Regions from separate parts of the Homo sapiens genome. Here region 2 is linked to region 1. Evidence: chromatin contacts called from ENCODE Hi-C or POLR2A ChIA-PET data. All regions are on one chromosome and are shown on one strand. The core of a region is the stretch at or near the end of the contact, and the rest is flanking DNA. Distances in the headings are between cores, read along the strand shown.

The links. A loop is a pair of places that touch in the nucleus more often than their neighbours do. ChIA-PET counts read pairs that join two places held with the same protein, here RNA polymerase II (POLR2A). Pooled maps may share reads with other maps.
Region 2: a loop to region 1 is called in a pooled map, with 2.8 times the contacts of the local background. The contact joins two enhancer-like sites. A Hi-C loop is called at or near these places in 7 of 50 pooled maps. POLR2A ChIA-PET finds 5 or more read pairs at or near these places in 6 of 52 experiments (CD4-positive, alpha-beta T cell, Panc1, T-cell and 2 more).

What each region holds. Positions count from the first base shown.
Region 1 is chr12:68,639,806-68,645,545 of GRCh38, reverse strand. All of the region lies in intron 1 of RAP1B (RAP1B, member of RAS oncogene family), which reads right to left. It also overlaps the pseudogene ATP5PDP4. Among named protein-coding and RNA genes, the nearest start is that of SNORA70G, 15 kb to the right of the region's middle. RefSeq lists an enhancer at 4,261-4,390. Within about 2 kb of position 4,270, at least 4 of the 41 ENCODE cell types and tissues checked have a DNase peak (open chromatin) inside an H3K27ac peak, as active enhancers do.
Region 2 is chr12:68,537,092-68,543,082 of GRCh38, reverse strand. No RefSeq gene overlaps it. Among named protein-coding and RNA genes, the nearest start is that of RAP1B, 71 kb to the left of the region's middle. RefSeq lists an enhancer at 3,514-4,476. Within about 2 kb of position 4,107, at least 18 of the 41 ENCODE cell types and tissues checked have a DNase peak (open chromatin) inside an H3K27ac peak, as active enhancers do.

The DNA.
Region 1 (5,740 bases), core at 3,021-5,520:
ACCTTTCTGTTCAAGTGTTCTTTTCCTGAAGTCCTTAGCTCAGGTTAAGAATGAGCACTTTGAAATATGTCAATTCCCTAAAATTTCATGCACAATTAAAAATGGGAATAGTTACATCAGATTTTCAAAGACATTTGTGACAACTACTATTTGAGACATTGAGACTAATTGTTCTCTTTCACAGAACCCCATGGGGGGACAATTTTGACAGCACAGCATAGTGGCTAATGGTACCTAAGTTTCAAATTGTGGTTTTCTATAATCTTGGGCAAGTCACGAAACCTTTCAGAGCCTCACTTTCCTTCCAGGTAAAATTAAGATAGTAACAGCTACATGATAAGGTTGTGAGATGGATTACAAAGAATGTAAACTCCATGAGGATAGGGATTTTTTTTGTTTTACTCACTGCCATATTCCCAGAACCTGAAACTGTGCCTGAAATATGTGATCAATAAATTAAAGAAAGAATAAGGAAAGAAATGTAGTAATTCTTCAGAGTCACTGACACAACACCTTGCACATACTCGTCAACAAAAGATAAATTTCAGGCCAGGCGTGGTGGCTCACGCCTGTAATCCCAGCACTTTGGGAGGCCGAGGCGGTTGGATCACTGGACCAGCTGGACCAGGCTGGTCAGAAGTTCAAGACCAGCCTGGCCAACATGGCAAAGCCTCTACTAAAAATACAAAATTAGCCGGGTGTGGTGGCACATGCCTGTAATCCTACTTACTCGGAAGGCTGAGGCAGGAGAACTGCTTGAACCCAGGAGGTGGAGGTTGCAGTGAGCCCAGATCGCACCACTGCACTCCAGCCTGGGCGACACAGCAAGACTCCATCTCAAAAAAAAAAAAAAAAAAAAGTAACTTTTAAAATAAGAGTAACAATGGTTTGAGCTGCCACTCAGTACACTAAAGAGGACTGCTATTCCTTCAGTTGAGAATCACTGCTCGACTTTTTTTTTTGAGATGGAGTCTTGCTCTGTCACCCAGGCTGGAGTGCAGTGGCGCCATCTCGACTCACTGCAACCTCCGCCTCCCAGGTTCATGCCATTCTCCTGCCTCAGCCTCCTGAGTAGCTGGGACTACAGGTGCCCACCATCACGCCCAGCTAATTTTTTGTATTTTTTTAGTAGAGACGGGGTTTCACCGCGTTAGCCAGATTGGTCTCAATCTCCTGATCCGCCCGCCTTGGCCTCCCAAAGTGCTGGGATTACAGGCGTGAGCCACCGTGCCCGGCCCACTGTTCCACTCTTTAATCTACTAGCTCAAAAACATGTAAGAACCCTCCATGTCAATATAAAAAAGCAAAAACCTGTGCATACATCAGTATTTTGAATCATTTAAAAATGTTCAGAGATAATGACTGGGAAATAGCCCTCTTTTAAGTATTTAAAAAACACATTACTAAACAAAAATCCTGTAATATTGGCATTGTCTCTGACCGCTAATATTAATCACAGAAGTCTTAATGAAATCTATTGTACCTCAAGTTATGCAGACTGTAATTTTGACAGCCTAGGAGGAATCTCATTATTACATTACCTCAAGAGTACGGAAAAAATCTTGAGATTATAATAGAAAATGAATTTCAATTCCCTGGAATAAAAAAAAGAAAAAAAATACATGACAAGGTGGGGGGATAGGGAATTTTCTTTTCCTTTTGCTTATTTTTTTTCCTGACAGTTCTATTGTTAATAAATAGAAAAAATTATAAAACAAATGAAACAAAAACTGAAGTTAACAGAGGAATTGTGAAGTTGTTCTATAACTACCCCAATATTATTATAAGAATGCTGATAATTACTGGCATTTTTAAGAAGTAGACTTTAGAAAACTCAAAAATACCAAGTTTAGCCACTCAACTCATAGAGTAACTATAAAATATTGATGTTGGAAAAGTACTGGATTAATAAACTAATGGTGAGGGTACCTTTTTAAAGAAACAAACAGGTAAGCATAAAAGAATCAATTAAAGTTTAATTCTATTCTTTAAGTCTTAATTACTTCTCAGAAAACACTTCTCAAAAAGGACTAAGAGATGCTTAACTACTGAAAATTACAACATTAAATATATTTTAAGTGCTTTATAGAAAAAGAAATACTCAATGTAAATACTGACATTTTAAATACCTATCTTATATCAATGCAATATTTACAATTAGCAAGCAAAAAATTTATCTAGAATGAAAAGATAAATATGGTAGCAAAGGACTTAAGTTAGTACTTTAACTGGTGTGCCACAAGTAAATGATTACATTCTGAGAAGCTTGCTCATTTTTAACTACTTGTACATCAGTAGAAAATAAGGATTAAGTCAAAAAGAGGATAGGAAGTAATACTAGAATACCTGATATTATAAATTATTAAGAGTTCTGACTATTAGAAGGTATTACTGCCATGTACTACCATTTAAAGTGAAGAGATTTTGGAAGAAAAACAAAAACTATAATCAACAGAAAAACTCTGAAAGAAATTTTAAGATGAACAACCTTCAAGAAGTTAAAGGCGGCTGCAGTGGACCGTGGGCAGCCAGGGTCGGTGAAGAATCCCAACATGGCTGGGCGAAAACTTGCTCTAAAAACCACTGACTGAGTAGCTTTTGCAGAGATCATACCCCAGAACCAAAAGGCCATTGCTAGTTTCCTGAAATCCTGGAATGAGACCCTCACCTCCAGGTTGGCTGCTTTACCTGAGAATCCACCGGTTATCGACTGGGCTTACTACAAGGCCAACGTGGCCAAGGCCGGTTTGGTGGATGACTTTAAGAAGTTTAATGCCCTGAAGGTTCCCGTGCCAGAGGATAAATATACTGCGCAGGTGGATGCCGAAGAAAAAGATGTGAAATCTTGTGCTGAGTGGGTGTCTCTCTCAAAGGCCAGGATTGTAGAATATGAGAAACAGATGGAGAAGATGAAGAACTTAATTCCATTTGATCAGATGACCACTGAGGACTTGAACGAAGCTTTCCCAGAAACCAAATTAGACGAGAAAAAGTATCCTTATTGGCCTCACCAACTAATCGAGAATTTATAAAATTGAGTCCAGGAGGAAGTTCTGGCCCTTGTATTACACATTCTGGACATTAAAAATAATAATTATACAGTAGACCAATAGCACCATAATTTTAGGCACAGTAAATTAGCCAATATCTCTCATTGCTAACTCAGTTTCATTTAACTTCTTGTGTTGCCTTTAACAACTTTTTTTTTAATATCATTCTCGCTTGAATTTCCAGTATAAGTGACAAGATTTTCTTCATTTACATGTGCTCTCTTTATGGTATTCCTTATAAACAAGAGCATTTATTTGTAAAAACTGGATGCAGTTTGAAACTATCTGTACAGTTAAGAATTGCTAGTTAACAATAATATGCCTATGTATGAGTTAATCTGCAAATGTAGTACATTTGTATTCATCTTTAGTCTATGAATTAACCAATTATACCAACTAATGAGGGACTCCTGGATCTTCATTTTACTCAACGCGTTAAACAGAAAAGACTGTAGCATATATGCGAAATGAACTTAATGTTATCAACAGTGCAACTATACGATACTTCATCAGCCAAAAGGTGCAATTTCTACATCATGTAGGCACATACACAATTATAAACTTTATGCATGATTCACACTGCCTCTCCAACACAATCTAAGATTACAGATGAAGAAAATCAATTAAATTTCTAAAGAAAGCTATCAAAATACTAAAAATTCCACTACTGTTCAAAGTATTTTCTACACTGTTTTTTTTTTTTACCTTTGATTCAGAGGAACTGTGGAATGCATCGATTTTTTCAAATGCATAAGTATTTCTTCTATTTATCTTTGAATATATTTTTTGGGTAGTTTTTAGTATTAGGTCATTTACATTTAAAGATTCCTAATTTGAGTTCCTTATATAATCACCTAAAATTTGCGTGACTGCAACTAACCTGATTGATGAAAGTAACTGACAGCTTTTACACTTGGCTATTTACTTCTTGCAAAATATCTACTACCTTACTCATTTGTTTAAAAGTAGTTTATTATTACTTCTACAACTTTTTCCATTTACTCTACAGACCGTAGTTTTATTTGCATTGGTTCTTTTTTATCAATTTAAAAAGCTGTTTAATTCTAGTTTCAGAGCAAACCACAGCAAAGACATGGAAAGACAAGAAAACAAAACCTCCTTTGGCATTGTCGAGAGTCCGGTTTCAGTGGCTGCTTCATAACTGTTTGAAATGAAAGTGGAAGAAGGGGGTGGTGGCTCATGCCTATAATGCCAGCACTCTGGCAGACAGAGACAAGCAGACTGCTTTAACTCAGGAGGAGTTCAAGACCAGCCCGGGCAACATGGTGAAACCCCGTCTCTACAAAAAATATGAAAATTAGCCAAGTGTAGTGGCACACACCTGTAGTCCCAGCTACTTGAGAGGCTGAGGTGGGAGCATCACTCGAGCCCAGGAGTCGAGGCTGCAGTGACCCATGTTTGTGCCACTGCACTCCAGCCTGGGTGACAAGTGAGACCCTGTCTCAAAAACAAAACGAAACAAAAAACATATTCTACATTAAGTTCAGTAAATTTATCTAAGATAATTATTTCATTAACCGGAGATTATTAACTAGTATTTTCACAAAACAATAATGAATGCTATAATAATTCTGAGTTAACAGAAAATCCTGAAGACATGAATCAAAGAAAATAAAAACTGGTCTTATGGGGTAGCTTTTTTTTTGTCTAAATGTGTTCACTATATTACACATCAAAATGCAAATAACTGATTTAATTATCCAACATTCTGGATTGCCTATAACATTCTTCCTAAGATTCAACTGTAGATATTACTGATCCAAATTATGAACAAGAATTATTCTAAAAAATCACTGAGGAAACTAAAAAGCGTAACAAAATGACAAATTTATGTATTAAAAAGAAAATTCTTGTTTATTTGATGCTGAGATTTATTGAGGACATACTCCATCAACCCAAGAACTGTGCTGGTCAGAAAAGAAAATCTAAGAAATGACACCTTCCATTAACACTACTATAATACAGCAATCAATATTTGACATCAATAAATATATAATGAGTACCTAATATATGTTAGGCACTATTCTAGGCAGTGGGAATATAAAGCAGTGAAAGAAAGACCCTGTCCTCAGAATTTATAATCTGGAGTAAAGGGTATAGAGGGGGAAACAAAGTCAGTATAAAGTGTCAGCTGTGATAAGCAGTATGGAGAAAAAAAAAAGAGATAAGAATGGATGGTTTTATATGGGGTGGTTATGAAGAACTTCTATTAAGGTGAAATTACTATATAGCTCAGTACACAAAGAGTCCTGTCAATGGATTGATATTAAATTTTGTTTTTAACAAAAGACTACCATTAGGCTTTGTCCTGTTGAGCATTTAAAAAATCATCTTTGGGCCGGGCATGGTGGCTCATGCCTGTAATCCCAGCACTCTGGGAGGCTGAGGTGGGTGGATCACGAGGTCAGGAGATGGAGACCATCCTGACCAACATGGTGAAACCCCATCTCTACTAAAAATACAAAAATTAGCCGGTTGTGGTGGTGCATGCCTGTAATCCCAGCTACTCAGGAGGCTGAGGCAGGAGAATCGCTTGAACCCAGGAGGCAGAGGCTACAGTGAGCTGAGATTGTGCCACTGCACTCCAGCCTAGCACAGAGCAGGACTCAGTCTCCCAAAAAAAAAAAAAAATCTTTGGTGGGGTGACATGCTAATTAGTTTGTGGCTGA
Region 2 (5,991 bases), core at 2,858-5,357, 100 kb after region 1:
GTGTTATAATGTTAAACTTAGTTTTAATAAAACTTTATATACATATTTATTCAATTTTTAATGTCAGACCATAAGGTAAGATTTTTATAGACTCTTTTTAACCTTTTATAATCTTTGTTAAAGAGCAGGTTAGTGCTTTAAGAAAAACCTGTCATGTTTTTACTTTAATGTCCAGTTCACAGAAAAACTGTGTGATACCCCTTTAACTTTAGCTAATATGTTTACACACAGAATTTACACACAATTAATGTTTTAAAACCTGATTAAACTTTTAAAACAAAATTTTAACATATTAATGTAGGTAAAAAATAGTTTTACATTCAGGAGGCCCAATTACTTTTAAATTATACAACATTTCTTGTATAAATTCTTTTTTTAACACACTTTTTTTAAATGATTTTTTCTCTTTCATGACTTTTACAGACAATTCTTTGACATGCCTTAACTTTCTGACTTATTACAAACATTTCTTTCTTTAAACAACCAGTTAATTTATTTCAGGACAAGAATTTACTATATAACATTCTTTTTACATAAATTCTGCCCCCCCTTTTTTCCCCCTTTTTTTTTTTTTCAAAGATAATCATTCTTTTCCAAAGTGAACTTCCTTTATGTCTGTGGACCAGACTATCTAACGCCACAAGATTAGAAGTTACTATAATACATGTTACATGGTTAACTTTTAGCAAACTTTACTTTTGTTGAAAACCTTGTAAGTTTGGGATTTCAATTATCCTTTGCTATTAATAAGACCTTGTTTAGTCCAAATTAACTTAGAATTGGTACAGATGGCTTTTTTTTTCCTTTAATTACCTGGGAGGAACCATCTATGGTCCTATCCTGAAGGGAGTTCCTCCTAGGTCTGGTTGGACCTTTGTATGGTAATTAAGATTTAGATCCCCTGTTAGGAAACCTGCTGGGTTAAGGCAATTTTCAGTGGTTAATGTTAAACCATCTTTTTTTTTTTTTTTTTTTTTTTTTTTTTTTTAGGATACTTCTGAACTGGTGAGGTGTGCTTACAATGAGGTTCCTCTAAAAGTTATTTTTTTACTTTCTTCTGTTAGCAAAGCAGTTGCTGCTACAGATTGAATGCATTTGGGCCATCTGTGGGTTACTGGGTTAAGGATTGTTGATAGGAAGGCCTCAGTGCTTTCAGGATATGCCCTGGTTTACACTGACAACAAAGTGGTATTGGAGTGTTATAGGGTTACAGCAAACACCTTTAATTATCAATTATAGGTTTTAAATTTACCTTGGCTTTTAAAGGAATAGGGTACACTTTTTTTTCCTTAACTACTTGTGTCTTTCTGTCTTTCTTTCTTTTCTCTTCTTTCTTTCTTTCTTTTTCTTTCTTTCTTTCTTTCTTTCTCTTTCTTTCTCTTTCTTTTGTTCTTTCTCTCTTTTTGACTTTCCTTTTGCCTCTGTCTCTTCCTCTCTCTCTGCCTCTCTCTCTCTTTCTCTCTTTTCTTGACTCCCTCTTTGTTTCTCTGTCTCTTCCTCTCTCTCTCTTTGCTGGTCTTTCCTTGCCTCTGCTAGCCGCTTATGCTGCTGTTCTCTCAGCCACTGTGGCGGGGCGGTCTAAAACCAGCTGTAACCAAGTGTCTATGTACGGGAACTGGTCTGGGTGCCCTGGCTTACAGGTTACCTTGTGCCATACCTTTGAAACAAGGGACCTATCCAGGCTTCCTTCTGATGGCCAACCCACCTGTAATGCTGGCTAGTCTATCTTACACAAAGTTTTAAGTTTTCCTGGTGTCATAGTACTCCATAGTCTCCCTTAAATCTTTTCTTGAAATTTTTCAACATAGTTCCTAGTGGGGTGGGCTTACTTTGTGCCTGACCCATGCTTCCTTGAGGCAAAACACCAAGTTCACACCACACGCACACCACAAAACAAAGAATGGGTAAAAAGGGTACACACACACTTTTACAGTTTACACCAAACCAGAATCAAAACCAAAATCAGAGTATCAAGCAATCCAAGCCAGGTCAAAACCAAAACCAAAGTATCAAGCAATCCAAGTCAAGTCAAAAACAAAAACCAAAGTGCTGGTACAGGCATGCCGTGGGTTATCAGGCCACGCTTCCACTCCAAAGGAGTGTGCAAGTTCCAAAGACTAGTCTTACCAAGTTTCAGATGTCCGGACACCAAGTGCCAGTTCCTTCCTGGTGTTCAGCCACTGTGTTGATCCTCTGCAGGGGCCTGCCATGCACCACTCTGACTAGGTGTTCCACTGGGGCAATTGCCTACCTGGGAGCGCTCTCAGGATCCACGTCACTCAAGCTGGCTGGGGTCCCCTGCAGGGATGCTCCACAGGGCAGGCCTAAGCCGCCTAAGGGGTTGCCTTGACCTTCTGTTAATCACCTCGCTTCCCAGTCAGGGAACCAAGAAATGTAGCAGGACGAGCCACAGACAAAACCCCTCAGTCACCGAGTTAAAGAAGGAAGGGCTTTATTTGGCCAGGAGCATCGGCAAGACTCACATCTCAAAAACAGAGCTCCCCGAGTGAGCAATTCCTGTCCCTTTTAAGGACTCACAACTCTAAGGGGGTCTGCATGAGAGGGTTGTGATTGATTGAGCAAGCAGGGGGTATGTGACTGGGGGCTGCATGCACCGGTAATTAGAACGGAACATAACAGGACAGGGATTTTCACAGTGCTTTTCTACACAATGTCTGTAATCTATAGATAACATAACCGATTAGGTCAGGGGTCAATCTTTAACTACCAGGCCCAGGGTGTGGCGCAGGGCTGTCTGACTGTGGATTTCATTTCTGCCTTTTAGTTTTTACTTCTTCTTTCTTTGGAGGCAGAAATTGGGCATAAGAAAATATGAGGGGTGGTCTCCTCCCTTAGTAGAAAGGCCTCATAAACTGGGCATTTGCTAAGGAGAACTGCTTTAAAAAGGGTACGGTCATTCAATGCCTGCCTGGGACAAATGGCCCTTTGGTACTGGCTGTAGAAATCATCTAGATGGTGCAGACTGTGCTCTGGAAGAGCATTTTATTGCAGGGACACTGCAAGAATTGACTGTCTTATTAAGAAGCACTGTTATAATAAAATGTGATTTAATTACCAAGCAGGGGTCAAGAAAGGATTGGGGGAGGGATTTAATCATGAAAATACTGGCCCAGATAAATTAATTCTAAGGGTGTTTGTAATAATTAGGCACATATATTTGAATAATAATCACACCCCCAAATTATGTGAAAAGTATACCCCTTTCAATTGCATAAAGTAGTTTACGTGCCCATTATCAACTGAGCCAAGGAATGTGTAATGATATGAAACCTAAGATCTTCATGAAATACTTCCATAAAAAATAACAGACAGCTTTCCCTTTACTTATATTTACTTGCCAATTTCAAAGGAATCAAATTCCATTAAATTATATAAATAAACTGTCCTGAAGGCACTTGCTTCTACTGTTTCAGGAAGCTACCCTATATTTAGAAAATTTCTGTGGCTCCCGATAAATGTATTTCCTTTAGAAAAGCAATTCTCATAACTTAAGTGGATAGAGTAGTCACTGTTTTTAATGAAACTAAGGAATTTGTGATGTCATCTTGTGTGTGCCAGTCCTTCAATTAAGAGGGGAGGACCCGAAAATGCAAAACCCTATGGTTATACCATGCACTTTAAAAGAAATGTATCAAAAGCTCATTATGCATGGTCACAGTTTGCAGCAAAATACAATCCTTTAGAAAGTGAAAGGGACTGCTCTTTTATGTAACTTGGCTCTGGAAGCCTGCGGTGACAAACCACACACATCAACAGCCCCCACTTTGAGCAAACGTGGAAAACCACTTGTTAGCTCCGCCCCTCTAAGTACTCCTCCCTGCGGCTCCATTTTGTTTTTAAACTATTTTATTTTTGGTAAAAGTTAAGTTTACTAAGCTCTAAAATACATGAAATCTCCTGCTGTCTATTCTAACACTGGAAGCTGCTCCAGGATAAAAATTGGTGCATCCCATGTAATAAGGAGGAGGAATGTTATTTTATTAACAGTTGGCACCAGAATTCCTTCAGAAAGGGAAATGTAATTACTCTGAAAAATACCCTGATAAGAGCTTCTAAAGTAGAAGAGATCCCAGGAGGGGCCAGGGTGTGGGCGGAATGTTTCTGAGACAAAGGGAGCAATTTGGCTGTAACTTGCAAGGGCGTCCAGAGGGCCTGGGAGGGGAGGAGCATTGGAGCCAATCAGAGAACATCTTCTCAACGTGACTCTTCCTCTCCATCCTCCCGCACAAGCCTTTGCTAAAATGACTGAGCTGGCTAAGTACTTGATGCAACTAATTTTTTATTTTACTTTATTTTATTTTTTGGTAGAAGCGTGGGTAAGGGTTGGGCTTGTGTCTAGATCAATTGAGTATATCAAGGTTAACATGTATGGACCTAAGACTGGAGGCAAACAGACTCTAAAAATAAACTTGTAGGATTTTTTTTTTTAGAAATTATGGGGAGGCCTCTAGGTGCTCACGGGGACATGTTTTTTGATGTAGTCTTTGGAAGCTCTTTTCTGATTGCCTCTATTTATTTTCTCAGCAAAACAATAAGACTCTCAGCAGCTAGAAGAATAACAAATATGTTGGAAGTTTGAAGAGCAAGAATAAAGTATGAAATAGATATTTTACCAAAAATGCCTTTTACCAAAAGACTTTTGCCAAAAATAAAATAGTTTAGATTTTATTGATATCTTTTAATGAAATCTTTGTGGGAGCTAGAGGGCCTCTGATGGAATCTTGGGTAAACCAGCTAGTTTATGGGCAGAATCACTGCTGTCATGGGTGGGAAGCTACTGTGGATAGTCTTAAGCTGCTTCATGGATGGTTACTTGGAAACAGGACTCTATAAATACAAGATATCATGGTTGCTTTTCCAGTCATTGAACTGGCCAGACTTCAACATAATGTTTTTTAAATTATTAATTTATTATTATTATTCTTTAGAGACAGGGTCTTGCTGTGTTGCCCAGGCTGAAGTGGAGTGGTACGATCATAGCTCAGTGTAATTTCAACCTCAAGGGCTTAAGTGATCCTCCTGCTTCAGCCTCTGAAGTAGCTGGGACCACAGGGTCCACCACCATGTCTGGCTAATGTGAATTTAAGAGGCTAATTGACGGAAAAAAATGATTCTTTAGTAGACTAACAAAGAATTTTGAGATCCTAACCTTACATTTCAACACTAGTTTTTCAAAATTAATTCAAAGTCCCTGAGAATGAAGGATAAATTAAGGGTCAAAATGGTATCTAATATTCCCCAAATGATTCTTCATTAGCCAAGGTTGCTAGAGTGCAAATGAAGGTGAGTCAGCATATTGAACACTTTGCACACGATCATCATATCTATTCTAGGATCAAACCTAGAGGACCACAGTTGAAGCCAATGGACAAAGGGTAGAAATATATTTGATCATGGTTTACAGTGTGTCTTAGGGGTTTCTGGGTACAAAAATAATGGGATATCACCCAAGGCAGGGGTCCACAAACCCCAGGGCATGGTCTGTGGCCTCCTAGGAACTGGGCCGCACAGCAGGAGGTGAGCGGAGAGTGAGGGAGCGTTACTGCCTGAGCTCCGCCTCCTGTCAGATCAGCAGCGGCATTAGATTCTCATAGGAGCCTGAACCCTATTGTGAACTGCGCATGTGAGGGATCTAGATTTCACACTCCTTTTGAGAATCTAACGAATGCCTGATGATCGGAGGTGGAGCAGTTTCATCCCAAAACCATCTCCATCCCCCACTGTCTGTGGAAAAATTGTCTTCCACGAAACCGGGCTCTGGTGCCAAAAAGGCTGGGGACCACTGACCTAAGGAAATGATTCAATATATGTTAGATATTTCCTCCAACTGGAATTTTCTGACCCAAAGTTTCAGATTGCATCTCCCCCTCAAGAGATACTGTCCTTGATCACGCCTTATAAAGTTTTCCCCTGCATGTCACCCTTTGGATTTCTTTCACAACACTTATTATCATCTGAAGTGATCTTGAA